2 separate regions of the Homo sapiens genome follow, and region 2 is linked to region 1. The links are chromatin loops, found by intact Hi-C in ENCODE. Cell type or tissue: Caco-2. All regions are shown on one strand. Links, peaks and the distances in the headings refer to the core of each region. The heading gives the core; the rest is flanking DNA.

Region 1 (9,432 bases), core at 3,949-6,448:
GTTACTGCAAAGAACATACTTTCATTCTTTTTTATGGCTGCGTAGTATTCCATGCTGTAGATAGAGCACATTTTCTCTACCACCGCTGACGGGCCTCTGGACTGATTCCATGTCTTTGCTATTGTGAATGGTGCTGCAATAAACATATGAGTGCAGGTCTTTTTAAAACAATTTATTTTCCTTTGGGTGCATACCCAGTAATGGGATTGCTGAATCAAATGGTAATTCTTAGTTCTTTGTGAAATCTCCAAACTGCTTTTCACAGGGGCTGAGCTAATTTGCATTCCCACAAACAGTGTATAATCATTCCCTTTTCTCCACAACCTCACCAACATCTGTTATTTTCTGACTTTTTAGTAATAGCCATTCTTGCTAATGTGAGATGGTATCTTATTGTGGATTTGATTTTCATTTATCTAATAATTAGTGTTTTGAGCATTTCTTCATATATGTGTTGGCTGCTCATATGTCTTCTTTCGAGAAGTGTCTATTCATGTCATTTGCCTACTTTTAATGAGGTTTTTTTTTTCTTGTTGATTTAAGTTCCTTAAAGAGTCTGGATATGAGACCTTTGTTGGATGCATAGTTGCAAATATTTTCTCCTATTCTGTACGTTGTCAGTTCACTATGTTGATTGTTTCTTTTGCTGTGCATAAGCTCTTTATTTTAATTAAGTCCCATTTGTCTATTTTTAATTTTGTTGCATTTGCTTTTGGGGTTATCATAAATTCTTTGCCTAGGCCAATGTCTAGATAAGTATTTCATAGGTATACTTCTAGGATTATTATGGCTTGAGGTCTTACATTTAAGTCTTTAATCCATCTTGAGTTAATTCTTGTATATGGTGAGAGGTAAGGGTCCAATTTCATTCTTCTGTGTATGGTTAGCCAGTTTTCCCAGCACAATTTATTAAAAAGGGTATTATCCTTTTCCCATTGTTTATTTTTGTTAATTTTGTCGAAGATAAGTTGGTTGTAGGTGTGCGGCTTTATTTCTGGGTTCTCTACTTTGTTCCATTGGTCTATATGTCTATTTTTGTACCAGTACCATGCTGTTTTGGTTACTGTAGCCTTGTGGTATAATTTGAAGTCAGGCAATGTGATGCCTCGAGCTTTGTTCTTTTGCTTAGAATTGCCTTCATCTATTCGCTCTTTTTTGGTTCCATATGAATTTTAGAATAATTTTTTTCTAATTCTCTGAAAAATGGCATTGGTAATTTGACAGGAAAAGCATTGAATCTGTAGATTGCTTTGGGCAGTATGAACATTTTAATAATATTTATTCTTCCAACCCTAGAGCAGGGAATGCTTTTCCATTTGTGTTGTCTATGATTTCTTTCAATAGTCTCTTGTAGTTCTCCTCATAGTCGTGTTTAATCTCCTCGGTTAGATGTATTTCTAGGTACTTTTTTTGTATGGCTATTGTTAATGGGATTGAGTTCTTGATTTGGTTCTCAGCTTGAATGCTATTGGTGTATAGAAATACTACTGACTTTTACACATTCATTGTGTATCCTGAGACTTTGTTGAAGTCATTTATCAGGTCGAGGAGTCTTCTGAGAAAATCTTTATGGTTTTCTAGGTATAGGATCATATCGTCAGTGAAGAGAAATAATTTGACTTTCTCATTTCCTATTTGGATGCCTTTTATTTCTTTCTCTTCCCTGATTGCTCTGACTAGGACTTCTAGTACTACGTTGAATAGGAATGATGAGAGTGGACATCTTGTCTTATTCCAGCTTTTAGAGAGGAATGCTTCCAGCTTCTGCTTATTCAGTATGATTTTGGCTGTGGGTTTGTCATAAATGGCTCTTATTATTTTGAGGTATGTTTCTTTGATGCCTAGTTTGCTGAGTTCTTTTTTATCATTAAGAAACGTTGGATTTTATCAAATGTTCTTTCTGCTTCTATTGAGATGATCATAAGATTTTTGTTTTTAATTCTGTTTATGTGGTAAAACACATTTATTAATTTGCATATGTGGAACCATATTTGCATCCCAGGAATAAAGCCCACTTGATCATGGTGAATTAACTTTTTGATGTGCTGCTGGATTCAGTTTGCTAGCATTTTGCTGGGAATTTTTGCAACTATGTTCATCAGTGATATTGGCCTGTAGTTTCCTTTTTTTGTTGTGTCTTTGCCAGATTTTGGTATCAGGATGATACTGGTTTTGTAGAATATTGTAGGAAGGAGTGTCTTCTCCTCAATTTTTGAAATAATTTCAGTAGCACTAGTACCAGCTCTTCTTTGTATGTCTGGTAGAATTTGGCTGTAAATCCATCCTATTCAAGGCTTTTTTTTTTTTTTGGTTGGTATGTTTTTTAAAAAAATACTGATTCAATTTCATTACACATTATTGGCCTGTTCAGGATTTATGTTTCTTCTTAGTCCAATCCTGGGAGATGGTGTATTTCCAAGAATTCATCCAGTTCCTCTAGATTTTCTAGTTTGTTTGCATAGTGATGTTCATAGTAGTGTCTGAGGGTCTTTTATATTCCTGTGGGACTGGTTGTAATGTCACCTTTGTCATTTCTGACTGTGATTATTTGCATGTCTTCCTTTTTTCTTTGTTAATGTAGCTAGTAGTCTCTCAATTTTTTCTTTCAAAAAACCAAATTTTCATTTTGTTCATCTTTTGTATGATTGTTCTGAGACTCATTTTCACTTAGTTCTGCTCTGATTTTAGTTATTTCTTTTCTTTTGCTAGCTTTGGGTGTAATTTGTTCTTGTTTTTATAGTTCCTTTAGGTATGAGATTAGGTGGCTAATTTGAGATTGTTCTATCTTCTTGATGTGAACAGTTAGCACTATAAACTTTTAACACTGCTTTTGCTACATCCTAGAGGTTTTGGTATGTTGTATCTCTATTTTCATTTGTTCAAAATATTTTTTGATTTCTGTCTTAATTTCATTGTTTACCCAAAACTCATTCAGGAGTAGGTTGTTTAGTTTCCATGTATTTGTGTGGTTTTGATACTCTTGGTATTTATTTCCATTTTTATTGCAGTGTGGTCAGAGATGAGAGCAAGGGGAGTTTCAAATGCTTCCCAGGGGATTCTAATATGCAACAACATTTGAAAGCCTTTGCTTCTTTAGCATATTCAACAAGTGGTTGCCCTGACTTTTAAAAAATATATTCAGAGACTGTCAAAGCCACCTATCCCATTGTGATTGTAAAGTGCCACTTGATGCCAAATTTGAAAAACTGCCTCTATGTAATGTGTACACTCCTGGTGTTGTTTCTGTCCTTAGAGGCCTTATGGAAAATGCCAAATCCCTGCTGAGGTGACTAACTCATCTGACTTGCTCAGGACCTTCTTGACTTTAGTACTCAAGATCCCAAGTCCTAGAAAACCCCTCAGTCCTGGGCAAACTGAGATAGTTAGGATAACGTCACCCTTCCAGGTATTTTCTTCCACAGGCTAAGTATAAATGTTTTTCTTCATTGCATTCACTGTTCCTTAAATTTCTAGGGAAACACCTAGATCTGTTGTCCTGCAATACTGCGTCTATTAACACAACCTAGAATGGCATTGAACCCTTAGGTTACGAGGTCAGAAAGGAATTATGATCACAAAATAAACTGGCCTTTGCAGAGCTTCCTTTTTAAAAAATTGATTTTAAGAGATTCTTCTTTGAAAATTAACTATTACCTGCTGGGAGCAGTGGCTCACGCCTGTAATCACAGCACTTTGGGAGGCAGAGGCGGGCAGATCACCTGAGGTCAGGAGTTCAAGACCAGCCTGGTCAACATGGTGAAACCCCCTTTCTACTAAAAATACAAAATTAACTGGGTGTGATGGAGGGCGCCTGTAATCCCACCTACTTGGGAGGCTGAGACAGGATAATCACTTGAACCTGGGAGGCGGAGGTTGCAGTGAGCCGAGATTGTGCCACTGCACTAAAGCCTGGGCAAAAACAGCGAAATTCTGTCTCAAAAAAAAAAAAAAAGAAAGAAAGAGAAAAGAAAGAAAGAAAACAAAAAAAGGAAAATTAACTATTATCAAATCTCTTTTCTATAATATGTTTGTGTTATTTTCAGAAATTTTAGGTGCCAAATTCTATGCATATTCATCATTTTGTTTCCCTATCATCTTCCAATGCAATCATTGGCCATAATTAAATTACCAAGAAAGCACAATAAATTATAAAATGAACTTTTGAAACGAAAAATAATCAATTGCAGAAGTCTTCAAGGTAATTATCTTAGTTTAAATTAATCTTTAAAATAATCCTAATAAATGTGTTTATTGCAATGTTACTTGAGATTGTGAAGAAAATTGGAAATAATGTAAATGTACAATAGTAAGGGATAAGTAAGTTATGGACTAGTCACTTGATAAAGTGTTAGTCTACAATTTAAAAATATGATTATAATGACTATGTAGCAGCATAGAAATAATATTAAATGAAGCAAAACTAAATTAAGTAAAGCAAAATCCATTCTCGATCACATGTATTAAAATCACAATTTCATGTGGATGGAGATTTAAAGGAAACATTTTATGCCATATCACAGAGTGTGGTACAAGTGCTGCTGACTTTATCCTTTTTTAAAATTAGGTTTCTGTTAATGTCGTCAAACTAAAATAATGACAGAGAGGGAGGCTCTCAAAAAAAGTATATTTGGGAATATGCAGGGGATAATAATTTTGTAATTTTGAGACATGCATGTTATGGTGGATCACTGGCATATATGGAGAGGTTGGAGCAAGAGGAAACTTCTAAAGGTAAAGAGAAGAAATCCACATAAGGTGCTTTGAAACAAAGTTCATTGGTCACAGAAGCTCATTGCTGGAGTTGGTATTAGCTCACTGGTAGATAGCAGGGCGGCTTATCTGGAATGCTATAATCTTGAGGAATTTATGGTGGTAAGTTATGTCACATGGTACATGTAGGGCATGCAGGACATGTGGGGTTTGTGGAATGTGCAGGGATTTGTTGTGATAAGGAAAGTCTCAGGCATGCGTGTGAGGTGTGTGAACTGGGGATATGAATTGGGGTATGAGCCACATCAATGTTAAAGGAGAGCAGATGGAAATCTAGGCAGCCCCACTTCTGGCTCTAAGCATCAAGCAGGGCCCCTCACTGGGCAGGCTCCTTTGATGCCCACTTAACTCCATTTTGTTAGGGTTTTGACATAAGTGACTTCATTTTGGTACTGGCAACTTTCACAATATTATTAGTATGAGAGAAAAAATGTATGCTCCCAAGCCTTGGTAATTATTTTTAATTCATTTGATCTTGTTTAATGCAACATTTCTATCCAAGAAAGATGGCAGAGGGGAGTGATTGCGAGCATGCACTTAACAGCTAACACCAACATCTCTGTCTCTCAGCTTCCTCTTCTGGGAAATGGGGAAAATACAAGCTACCTCATAGTGTTGTGTTATACTATGTGTACACACACACACACACCCACACACACATACTATCCCTATTCTGAAAATTCAAAATTTGAAATGCTCCAAACCCAAAACCTTTTGAGCACCAACATAATGCTCAAAGGAAATGCTCACTGGAGCATTTTGGATTTCAGATTAGGGATGCTCAGCCAGTAAGTGTAATGCAAATATTCCCAAATCTAAACCAATCCAAAATCTGAAATACTTCAGGGTCCAAACATTTTGGATAAGGGACACTCAACTTGTGTATCTGTCTAATTGTAATAGATAGAGTAGCTATAGATATATAGATATAGGTATTGATAGATGTAGAGTGTGTGCATGATTGACTTCTCAGTGTGTCTATTGTTGTGTGAGTCTCTATGTGTATGAATGTGCACACACACCTGTCTAAAGTTATCCATGCACTTGTGGATGGGACTTGAGAATCATTTACCAAATCCTTTCCTTTTACCAAGGAGGACATTATGGCCCAGAACTAGAGTGTGATCTACATCAGATCATAGCATTAAAGCTGAGCAAATGGGAATCTGGGCAGCCCCACTCCTGACCCTGAGCACCAAGCAGGGCCCATCACTGGACAGCGGCCTAGTGGTTGGGAGGGTAGGCTCCACGCTGAGATTGCCCAGCCTTGAGTCTTGGCTTTTCTGCTCCAAGCAGGTGGCTAAGCCTCGCTACTCCTCCTTCTCTTCACATGAGGACTGAGAACAAGAATGCCCATCTCATGCTTACTGTGAATATAAAAAATGAGATAATGCATAGTGCCTAACAGATAATGAGAGCCAACGAATGTCTGTTGTGATCAGAAAGTTTCCAAGGGAATCCAACCCACCAATGTCTTACCAACTAGAGAAAAAGCAAAAAAAGTGTAGATTGTCCTTATGTTTAATCTCAAAGAAATGAAGAGCAGTAACACTTATTAAATGCCTCTTAATGTGTACATAACTTTACATGGGCAATCTCAGTTAATTCCTAAAACTAGGAAAGGTACAGTATTAGGCTAGGCAGGCACAGTATTATTATTCTCATTTTACAGATGAGGAAAATGAGCCTAAGAAAAATTAACTATTCAATGGAAATTTATAACAGAAGACATAAAAATAGTTAATGAACATGTAATTAAACCTACTAATAATCAATGAGCTGTATATAAATTACCAATGAGATAATACTTTTCATACACCTATTTTTTTCCTTATCATTTTTGAGTAAGATTACTCAAGCTTGTATGGCTGGAGTGAAGTGCTGGTAAGAAAGTAATCTTGTACAACTTTTCTGGAGAGCAATTTGGCAAGGTGATTCATGAGCTTGAAATTCATGTTCATGCCGTTTGGCACACTATTTGAACATATTAAAATCTATTTTAAGGAAATCATCCAAAATGTAAATAAAGATTGATGCAAAAAGATGTTCATCACAGTGTTATTTATAATAGCAAAAAAAGCAACCATGTAAATGACCAATGTCAGACTAAGGTTAAATATATTACACATAATGTACAATTATATTAATGTAACTGTTTAATATGATGTTTATGAAGGCCTGGAAAATGCTGATATAATGACATTAAGTGGAAAGCAAAGTACAAAATTATAAATGCAGTGTTACCTCAATCATATTTTAAAAATCAGGGAAAATTGAATGATAATATACTTACATATTATAGTTATTAAACTGAATGATTCCTTTCTTTCTGCTTCATACTTTTATCTTCATTCATTTAATGTGTATTAATTTAGAATTAGAAAAGGTGAAATGAATATTGTCTGAGACAACACATAATGCAGGACAGAGCCTAGATGTAAAGCAGCCCATCAGACTCTGAAGTTACATTTATTCTACCTCATCAGGGGCCACAAACTCAGAAGTTACATGGCCCATCAAGTAAGGTTAATGAGCCAAGAGAGTAGGCTGTCAGTATGACAGAAACAGATATTTTTCTCTCTGAGTAGTAAATTTGGGGTACTAATATCTTTTCCCAGAATGACACTTTACAGGTTATATTATGTAACATATAAGTAAAGTTAGAATAAGGTTGAGTTCTGTATATCTAGAAAGACAGATGCTTGGTAAAATTCTAGGGGAAAAAAGTGAACATTCTTGCAAAACTGTTCACAAGACTATAATTAAATGCCTAACCCAGCATAAAAATGTTATTCTCCTGGGAAAATCTCACCTTCTACTTAGGCACCTGCTTTCCCAATTTTTGTTTTGAGTTCTAATTAAGGAGTTAGAATGGATTCCTTTCCCCCAGTGTGTAACGACGAGGACCTAATGGGTAGGCAGCTTTTTCTGTAACAGGAGAATGTCTTTGTCTATTTTTCATAGTAAATCTCAATTCACTGGCAGAGCACTTTGCAAACATTTTGTACACTGCAGTATTTAGGTGTTTTCCAAGATTAATTGTTTGCTAATATCCCAAATTACCCTCTGTAGGTACAGGCGGTTGTTTTTCTTCCTTTGGCATAGTCCTTTTATTTTGACAAGAATGTGACAAAGGATTAATTGGACCCATTTATTCTTCAAATGTTTGACTCTCAGGGAATTTGCTAGTTCTACTTCTAATCAAGAGCTAAACTGGCAAGTGGGTAGTTAGCAAAGTTGGCTGCACATCTGCAAATATCAAATGTCTGTGAACAAGACTAAGAACTCTCTCTCTCCTTTCTGGTCAGATGGTTTCATTTAAGATCCAAAGGGTCAAGGGTCACAGCATGACCTCATCAAATTAGACCCAACTGAGAGAGGTGTTTAGCACAACAGAAAGGAAATAATCTGAAGGACATTAAATGCAAATGAAATTGCCATCTGCAAACTTCAAAAAACACCTGATCTAAAAAAATAAATCTCCTGCTTAAAGCTGAAACCCTGCCTCCTTTTCCCCTCCAGAGTGGACACAGAAGTTTGTTCTCATAGCTGCCTGACAATCACTCAACTTGCCAAAGTCCGTTTGCATTTAAAATCCCCTCCTGACTTTTGCAAGTTAAAAAAATTGACAATGATCTCCTCAAAACACGAAGAGGAAAGTTCAAGCATGGATATTACTCCTTTGCTTCTTGTGCTTGGCTGGCCAAATTGGTCACAGAAACCTGTGATTTCCAAAACTAGAAGCCAATCACTTTGGGGCAGGTTTGCATGAACATGGATGGGAAATTCCATGGTGTGGAGTTATGAGATGAAGGTCCCAAGGGTGACGGGAATTGTAGTTTCTGTTTTATTTATTCAGAATAAAAGTTTTTACATGCCAGGGACCGTGCCAGGCCCTGGAGATACACTGCTAAGCCCGCCAAACATGGTCCCTGTCCTTGAGGAACTCAAAGACAAATAAACAAGTAATTGCCTTAAAGTGAAATAAATGCTCAGAAAGTGTGGTGCACAACAGTGGTCACTCTGGAATACCCAGGCACCACTCATGTGGTCTTGTCCTGCCCAGATCCAACCCAGATAGAAAGGAGAACAAGGCAGGTGGTAGCACGTGGCAGTATCTGAACCCTTGCTCTTCTCTGGGGTGCTGGAGTAAGACCCTTAGGGGACACTGTTGTCGGATCCATCAACCCTGCGACCAGGCAAGAGTGGTACACTTCACCTATCTGACCCTTGTTTCCTTATCTGACTAAAAACAAAGGCTGCCAGGTAGAAGTGGAACTATTCTGTTGGTGTAAGGAGTTTCTAATAACATAAACTTCGGGCAGAATTCGACAAGCTACTTTCTGAGAGGGTGAGATTCTCCCTCACAGACTCTGTTCCAGAAAGGGGTGAAAAACCACTAGCTAGAGATACTGGTGGGCAAATAGGGGTGGAGGAGTTGATGACCTTTAAAGCAAGTTCCAGCTCCAGCATCACAGAAGACCAAGAGAGGTTTATTTTCAGTTGTAAATCTCTCTGATTCTATTCATTTGAGTGAAAAATCACAGTGAACATTTGGCTCACGTTATATTATTGAAAAACTCTCATTTGCCAAAAAATATCAGTTGGATGGTGCTTCTTGGAGTCATTCAAGGCTAAGACCCTGAGTAGCTTAAAGCAAGC
Region 2 (9,432 bases), core at 3,329-5,828, 88 kb after region 1:
TCCAGCACCTGTTGTTTCCTGACTTTTTAATGATTGCCATTCTAACTGGTATGAGATGGTATCTCATTGTGGTTTTGATTTGCATTTCTCTGATGGCCAGTGATGATGAGCATTTTTTCATGTGTCTGTTGGCTGCATATATGTCTTCTTTTGAGAAGTGTCTGTTCATATCCTTTGCCCACTTGTTGATGGGGTTGTTTGTTTTTTTCTTGTAAATTTGTTTGAGTTCTTTGTAGATTCTTGATATTAGCCCTTTGTCAGATGAGTAGATTGCAAAAATTTTCTCCCGTTCTGTAGGTTGCCTGTTCACTCTGATGGTAGTTTCTTTTGCTGTGCAGAAGCTCTTTAGTTTAATTAGATCCCATTTGTCAATTTTGGCTTTTGCTGCCATTGCTTTTGGTGTTTTAGACATGAAGTCCTTGCTCATGCCTATGTCCTGAATGGTATTGCCTAGGTTTTCTTCTAGGGTTTTTATGGTTTTAGGTCTAACATTTAAGTCTTTAATCCATCTTGAATTAATTTTTGCATAAGGTGTAAGGAAGGGATCCAGTTTCAGCTTTCTACATATGGCTAGCCAGTTTTCCCAGCACCATTTGTTAAATAGGGAATCCTTTCCCCATTTCTTCTTTTTGTCTTTCTTCACAGAATTGGAAAAACTACTTTAAAGTTCATATGGAACCAAAAAAGAGCCCGCATTGCCAAGTCAATCCTAAGCCAAAAGAACAAAGCTGGAGGCATCACGCTACCTGACTTCAAACTATACTACAAGGCTACAGTAACCAAAACAGCATGGTACTGGTACCAAAACAGAGATACAGACCAATGGAACAGAACAGAGCCCTCAGAAATAATACCACACATCTACAACTATCTGATCTTTGTTTTCTCACTTTTTAAAGTCACTTAGATCTTCATTTATGAAACATATAAGTAACTGTGTGTTTAAAAGCTCTAGAGTAGATGCTGTATTTGTTTCAGTGTCTGCACAGGTAAAATACCAATAACCAGACTCATAATTAATTATGCTAGGTGTTTTATGCAATATAGTTCTAGGAGTTTTAAAGCTTGATCTAATAGTTTTCCCCAGTTTCTAATGATTTTCTCTATTACAGTAATAATATAATAGTAAAATATTGAGACTACATTTTAAGAGCTAGAAAAACATGAGCATTTTCTGTATCATATAGTATTATATGTATTACTCCATAGCACATTTTTCTAACATGATTATAGTGCCAAAGAACTAATACTTCAATCTCTAGTCCATACTATTTTTGTTCCTAATGATGTCTATGTATATTTCAAATGTGGGTGCTATATTAGTTATCTATTGCTGTGTAACAAACTACTGCAGACTTAGCAGCTAAAACAATACACATTTACTACCTTAAAGCATCTGTGGTTCAGGGGTCTGTGCATAGCTTATCTGGATCCTCTGTTAAGAGTTTCACAAGGCTACAATCAAGGTATTGGCTAAGCTGCATTCTTATCTGGAGATCCGACTGAGGAAAAATCTGCTTCCAAGCTCCTTCAGATTGTTGGCAAAATTCATCCCCTTGTGGTTGCAGGACTGAGGCCCTCAGGTTGTAGAGGCCACCCACTGTTCCCTACCACATGGACCTCTCCATGGGCAGCTCATACCATTCCAGCTTATTTCTTCATGAGCAGCATGAGAGTGAGAGCTAGTGAGTTGGAGCCTTATATAATGTGATGTAATCATGGGAATGACAGCCCATCACCACTGTTGTGTCCTAATAGTTAGAAACAAGTCACAGGACCTGCCCACACTCAAAGGGAGGGAGTTATACAAGGGAGTGGACACCAAAAAGCAGAGTTCATTGGGGGTCACTTTAGGGTCTGTGTGCCACAGGTGCTAAAGTAAACTTTTCATATTTGGGGTACCTTTTCATATGCCAAAAATAGACATAATTTCCTCTAAATATATGAAGATAAAACTTAGACATAATTTTGGCCAAGCACAGTGGCTTATGCCTATAATTTGAGCACTTTGGGAAGCTGAGGTGTGAGGATCACTTGAGGCCAGGAGTTTGAGAGCAGCCTGGGCAACATAGTGAGACCTTGTCTCTACTAAAAATACAAAAATGAGCCAGCATGGTGGTGTGTGTTTGTAGTCCCAGCTACTCTGGAGGCTGAGGTGGGAGGATGGCTTGAGCCCAGGAGTTCAAGCTGAAAGTGAGTTGTGATGGCACCACTGCACTCCAGCCTAGGTGACAGAGTGAGACCCTATCTCTAAAAAAAAAAAAGAAGGATATAATTTAAGAGATGAAGGTGATAATGCGAAATAGCATTCTAAAGGGAGGGAAACATTTAAAATAAAGAGAAAAAAGTTATAAGTACTTTTTGTCAACTCAGAATAAAATAAATAAAATTCAAGCTTATGTTTTAAAATTATTTAAATAATAATTAATGTGGAACTGAATAAGTAAAATGAAAACTAATTAAATAATTTGTGAACTGAACGAATAGTTAGCTGGCTGCTTTATTGAAATTTTAAGTGCTAGCAATATTGTTACACGCTAAAACAGGATTCAGAAATAAAGCTCAAAAAAAAGCAACAGACTGGAAGAAAATATCTGCCACATATTTAACAGAGACTTAATATCCAAAATACGTAAAAAGTATCAACAAGTCACCAAAGAAAAAACAAACAACCCCAAAGAAAAATGTATAAAAAATGGAATAGGCAATTCAGGAAAAAACATAATTAGTAAATAAAGAAATAAACACACAATTGACCATATAATTAAGTAAATAAATATTAGAACAATAATGAAATATAAATCTCCACTTCCACAGCTAGAAAGATAAAACAAAAATGTTTATAATGTCAGGAGCTTTCAAGGATGTGAGAAAATAGGTATGCTTATATATTTAATGAAAAGATAAATAAGCTTTTTGGAAGGCAATTTAGTAAAACCTATAACACTTTAAAAAGGCTTACTATTTGACTCAGCAATTCCATTTCTGGGAAGCTATCCCAGAGAAACACTGTCACTTTTTTAAAAGTAATATACAAGAATATTCATTGTAGCACTTTTATAACAGTGAAACCCTGAAAATAAATGTAGTAAAATAGGAAACTGAAATATGACATAACCACGCTATGAAATTCTATGTAGCCAGTTTAAAAAAAACAAAAAAGGTGACGTGTTTAAAAAGAGCTCATGGCATATTGAGTGAAAAACAGGCTGAAGCACAACAGATAAATTATGATCTTATTTATGTAAACAATATATGTACAGGTTTGTAAACATATGTGTGAAATCCATAGAAAAGACTGAAAGAATGCACATCCAACTCTTGACTATCATTTCTTTGGCAAGACATAGGAGGGAGTCAGAGAGACTGTCATGCTGTGTGTGTGTGACTTGATTTGTTTGGCTCATGTGTGCTGAGAATGCACAATGAGAATAGAAATAAATGAAGTGGTATCATCTTTGTCTTTGCCATTCTAAATGGAAAAAGCACTTGAAAAATAAAAAAATTAACAAGTATTTTTAAAAAATCAACCACCTAAATTACTTTGTGCCCTTCCTTTCAACTAACTAACTGAGCTAATTTTCTGGCTTATGATAAATGTAAAAAAACATTCAAAATTAACAAGAAACTTCTCTCTCTCTCTATCTATCAATCAATCATCAATCTAACAATTCTCTAACCCTGCTATTTATACACCCTATTTGTTCTTGATAGTTTATGCTAGTTCATTCTGGTCCTAAAATGTTTACCTTTTCCCTCTCAGAAGGTTTATTTTCCAAAATTCATGACATAACAAGAAATAGAAGACCTACGTCAATATAGCTGAGGATTTTAGCATCATCTGGAAAACCTTTCTAGCCTATGTTCAGCTTCGCCATATAAAAGTTGCCAGTAGCTCTATTTTCTTAGCAAAATGATAACAAGCTGTAAAGGGTTTACCACACAATTCTGATTTATTTTGTCACAGTGAAGGACTTTTTAATGCTATCTTGTGTCACTTTTTGCTGATATGAGTGTTACAGTAGTCAGTGCATTTTATTATAATACAAGTTTTATGGAAAGCAGCAAGTATCTTTTTTTTAAAAAAAAAGGTTAATCATACTTCTTTTACATCAAAAAAGCAAACAAAAGAGCTTAAAAATTTAACCAAAAATTAAAAGCATATGGTATGGGGTCTTTGCATTGGATTGGGTAAATGTATATATAAATTATACTTCGACCTGAAGGGTCTCCTTGCCCATTTTTATTTTATGATTACCTCAAGTCAATGTGGTGCTGTGTAAAAGCTCACCTATGCTGTAGTCATTCCATAAACTCCATGAAATAAAACACATCTTTCTGGCTCAATGAAGTTCAGAAAGCTTGGGTCTTCACTCCTATAAATGTATCATATTCCATTTACTGGCTAATAAAGTCTCCAAGAACAAGATTGCCGTTCTTTTCACAACTTGATCCTTTACAAATTTACAAATGTAATGCTTTAACCTACTTGAACTCAACTCTGGTTTACTGAGGAAGATGGAACCAAGGGAGGGTGTCTGTTCCCAGTTAGCAGGGCTCCAGCAGCCAGACCAGGAGGGGCAGCGTCATGCTTGAGGGGTGTGCCTGGCCTCTGCTAGAGGTTTGTGTAGCCTGAGTTAATGAGGTTAACGAACCAAGGTCAAAACAAGAAGACAAAAGGAGAAAGTGGGCACTGAGAAGGCACAAAACAGGGACCTGGTACCAGAAGGCTAGGTCACGAGGTAAGGGCGAGATCTGTTATCAGGCTGGAAGCCAACTCCCTGAAAACCAAACAGAGATAAGAGCTGAAGGACAGGTAACATTCTTTAGACACTAGGTGTTTGTTCTTTCTTAGGCATCAAATGGTTAGAGGAAATTTCTCTGCAGAGCTTCTGTATTTAAACATTCTTAGCCATCCCACCTGAGGAGGTTGTGACAGTCAAGTGGCCTAGAGGTTCTGCAATAACAAGTTCTTGCTCACTCAAAGCCCATTCAGGGAAATTCATTTTAATTTATTTCCTTAAAGGATATAGTTTAGACATAGAAGCTCCAAAGGTGGTATAAATATGTAAGGAAAAACTATAACAACTTTGTAGGCAGTAACTTGAATGTGACGTTGAATAAAAGTTTTTTTAATCAAACAATAAAATGTTTTGTCTACATAACTCAGAGCGTTCTGAACTAGGAAAAGCAAAATAAGTTTGTGTAGGAAGGAGAGGGTGGGTGGAGAAAAGACTAAAGAAAAGAGAAGACTTAAGAGGTAGTAGGGAGGAGGGGTGAGGGGTCCCCTCTGAGCAGCAGGGCTGCACACTTCACTCACAAGGTAGAAGAATCTATTCCCATTGCAGGCTCAAAGGTTTGAAAATTATCCTCGTGCAAAGCTGGATATTTTATGAATGTCCTGGATGTTTGACATTGAGTCTATTAACTTAGTCGAATGGATAAAGTTGTTTGCTAAATAATTCAGAGAATTGCTTTAGTTTCAGTGACAACCACAAAAATACCAAGCATACATGATCTAGGTAATTTCAAATCAAGGCATTTGTGCCTAGAGTAATTGCCTCGTTTTCCATTTCACTCTGCTAGTTGATCTTCACTGGAAGCATAGAACAGATGGCTTTTCGAGTCTGAAATGTGTATATCCCTTTTGTATCGACGTATTTACCAGGGACGACACACTGACTACTAGTGGTTAAAGCCACCTCTACCTGCTTCTCTGCCTTCCCAAAGAAAACACAGACCATGATCCCCACCCAACTGGTGACAGTAGAGTCTGTCACTGTTTCCTGAATCGTCTAAACCACTGAAAGCACTCAGTGACCACTGGCCACCTGTGCTCAGTTCCACCATCTTAAAACAATTTAGAATCTTATTGAAAGCGAATCATTTTAATCAAAATGGTGGTAGCTCTGGCTCTCCTTAGATGAATGTGGGAACCTAAGGAAATAACATTGTGTAAGGTCCCCACTTGCTAATATTTTTATCCAACTGAAAAATCAAGTTACATGACCCTTTGTGGTAGCGCTAAAGAATAAGAGAAGGGCAGTCTGAAGGTGGCCTGTGGAGGTCAGGAAGGTTATAGAGAACGTTCTCAGGAAAACAAATGCCCTCCACCTTTCTCCACTTCTATTCCATACCCTGTGATATAAGAGATGAATTTTTTTTTTAAATAAAAACATATATGAGGACAATCTCCACTATTTCCTGAGTCACTGTCTTTGTTTTTACGGTCAGGGGATTGAAACAACCATCTTTAACACATAGAACTGAAATGCCAATTGTTCTGTTTCTGTAGTCTTATCTTTATTTCTGATGCAGTTGAGACACTGCTATATACATACACACACACACACACACACACACACACACACACACATACATATAAATATGAAAATAAGAGAAAAACTTCACAGTGAAAAACGTGTTTGCAGTGGTAATATGCTTGCCTGAACATTTTGGGAAATATTTGCTTATTCTTCACAACAAATATTTGGCAGAGCAACTGTGCCTTAAATAGTAGCTAAAATTCTGTAGTGGAGACATTGTTACTGGAGGACTGGCAAATATTCAGTCCAGTTAAATGGAGTATTTGGGCCTCTACTCTGTGCTTAGCATTTCTAAGTGCTGGGAGATACAAAAGAAGTGTAAGAAGCACTTCCAGCTTTTCTCAATATTTTTGAAAAGAAGAGACAAAGAACTATGGAAGAGAGTATGTAATTAAGTACCAACATGCTTCATGCCAAGGGCATGTTTTTGTTTTAAGCCCTTAACAGAAAAATAAATTGTATCAAAGCTCTGCTAAGAAAAAAGGTTAAGTTTTCCTTGGAGTAGTGGGTGTGGGGGGAGATGAGAAGGGAAGACTTTAAAGTTAGATCGTACCAACACAGGTAATCAACGGGGCAGCAAATATCTCATCCAGATTATCCTTACACAGAGCTGAGTTTGAATTCTGACTCCTCCACTCATTCATTTTGTGATCTTGGACAATTTTTTAACTTCTTTGAGCTTCCAATTCCAAATAAAGGTAATAATGTAATTTATTTATCTCAAAGCCTCAGTGAAGTGGGGGTATAAATGTAAAAGAGCTTTATTTTTGTCCAATCACCACTTTTAGCACTGATTTGGGCAAATCTGCTGTTCTCATTTGAGAGCTAAAATTCTTATCATTTCTTGTCCCTGTGTTAAAACAGTACTGAGATCAGGAATAATTCTCTCTCCCTGTGTTCAACAATACTGAGACCAAGCAAAATAACATGGCTGCTTGATCTAGAAGAGGACTGTTCTGAAAGAGAGTACTATAAACCAGTTCTAGAAGGTGAGCTGTCAACTAAACAGTTTACAGATTAAGACTAGCAACTTCCTCAGAGGATTCACTTCAAGCCCCTAACCTTGCTTTAAACTGATCAAAGCTATTATGTCACACTGCCCAAGCTCATCCAGTTACTCCCACCCCTGCCTTGCAATATCTACCTTAAAACAACCAACCAAGGTCCCAGCACCTTTTCCTCATTCCCTCACTTTAAGGTACCACTAAGACTCTGCAGATCTAATAAACTTCTTTTCACTTGATCTACAGATTTTTCTGTTTTTTCTTTAAGAGGGTTTATGGTAGACACATCCCTTAACAATATCTTCAACAGGTTTCATAATATTCTGAGCACACTGGAATTAAAACACATACATATCTGTTCAGGCTTACAAAGTTCAATTTATATCCTCTCGAAAGCACTCGCCCAATCTTACTTCACCCTCGATGGGTGGCTCAAGGAACTTGGAATGGGGAGGTAGCGTGGTCTTCTCTTTAAATGGGAGTGGGACAGGAGGTGGAGGGGATATTTGGTTTGAGATGACCCTACTTCCTTTGGAGACCTAACACTTCCAGGGAAAAGGGATCTTCTTGGGTAACTGGTTACTTAATTGTCAGCAGTGTGGAGGGCTGCTTTTTCATTTGGCTGCTCTGGCTGGTTCCATATGTTCTTAGGTCATAGTGAGCATCATGCTGGCCTCTCCATCACTGATGGCTCACTCCTTTTTTTTTTTTTTTTTGAGATGAAGTGTTGCCCTGTCGCCCAGGCTGAAGTGCAGTGGCATGATCTTGGCTAACTGCAACCTCCCCCTCCCAGGATCAAGTGATTCTTCTCCTTCAGTCTCCTAAGTAGCTGGGATTACAGGCACCCGCCCCATGCCCAGCTAATTTTTCTATTTTTTTTTTTTTTTTTTTTTTAGTAGAGATGGGTTTCACCATGTTGGCCAGGCTGATCTCAAACTCCTGACCTCAAGTGATCCGCCTGCCTGGGCCTCCCAAAGTGCTGGGATTACAGATGGCCACCACGCTCAACCTGATGTCTCACTCCTAAGGGATCACCCTCTCCATCAGTTCTTGCCTCTGAAACCTTTTCTTGGTGCAATGTTGCCCCACTCTGCCCCCTCTTATAAACTCTGTGCTCCTTTCTATGGAGCCACAGGAACTACTGAGGAAATGAGACTAATAACGGAACATTGTAGTGAGAATTAAACACACTACTAATATATGTGGCACACAGGCAATAACTAGTAATCTTCTGTCTTCCCTATTACATGCAATGCACTATGTTAGTGATGGTACCTTTGTAGTTAGGAATGAAAATATGAGTATTTTTTTTAAGTATATAAGAAAAGGTTCACAAACATTTATACTTTAAAACCAAAATCTAACGTACTATGATTTCATTAAACTACAAACAAATGTGGATTTACCATCAAGTCTTTTAAAATTCTAGTCAAGACCAATAAGGAACAAAACATTGATGCCACAGTGACAATTCATTTTGACTGTTTTTGTTGTTGTTGCTTCTACTTTTTGTTGTTGCTGTTGTTGTTTCTTCTTAATAATAAAATAATTTTTAATTCAGCATCTGAAAAGTAGATGCTTCATTATTGATGAAACTAGGCTCCATTCAAGGTGTGAAATTAATATGTACCCACACAAAAGTGGGACATTTCTCTTAACATTTTCCGTGACATGTCTTAAAGACTATTGCCATTTAGGGAGATTCAAAAGAGCAGAGTGAGAAATATTTATAGCATATGAGTGTAATAAAAAAAGTTTAGTCATGAACTACCAATACACCAAACTGGCAGGACAGAGTTTACATTAGATCACAGGAATGAATATCAAAAATACAGGCATTATCTTTGAAAAAACAACCAGCAGTGAAAAATTTATTTATAACATAAACCAGACACTCCAAAATAATTTGTGGTTTACTTAATTCTTACTGTTCATCCTATATTCTTTTGAATAAGCTGAAGGAAGGCACCCAAGTAACTACCTCAGCTGTTTTTGATTTTGATTCTGAATTTTCCATGAGATGAAAACTCTAGTCTATGTAACAAAAAAAGATGGCATGTCATTTTTTTAAGTTAGATTTTTTCCCTCAGTGTAGATACATA

The links. Hi-C counts contacts between places; a loop is a spot of excess contacts. Peaks named below come from ENCODE experiments on the same cell type or tissue, not always from the same donor. Only the 100,000 strongest peaks of a DNase experiment are listed, where the experiment ranks them.
Region 2: a loop joins it to region 1, with 11 times the contacts of the local background. A loop is called at or near these places in 1 of 110 quality-filtered maps.

What each region holds. Positions count from the first base shown.
Region 1 is chr10:118,147,113-118,156,544 of GRCh38, reverse strand. All of the region lies in intron 3 of CASC2 (cancer susceptibility 2), which reads right to left. Among named protein-coding and RNA genes, the nearest start is that of LINC02944, 90 kb to the left of the region's middle. RefSeq lists a silencer at 8,701-8,945. In Caco-2, for the core only: no CTCF peak of the experiment used is centred there; a DNase peak (open chromatin) is centred at 4,924.
Region 2 is chr10:118,058,295-118,067,726 of GRCh38, reverse strand. All of the region lies in intron 3 of CASC2 (cancer susceptibility 2), which reads right to left. Among named protein-coding and RNA genes, the nearest start is that of RAB11FIP2, 16 kb to the right of the region's middle. In Caco-2, for the core only: no CTCF peak of the experiment used is centred there; a DNase peak (open chromatin) is centred at 4,706.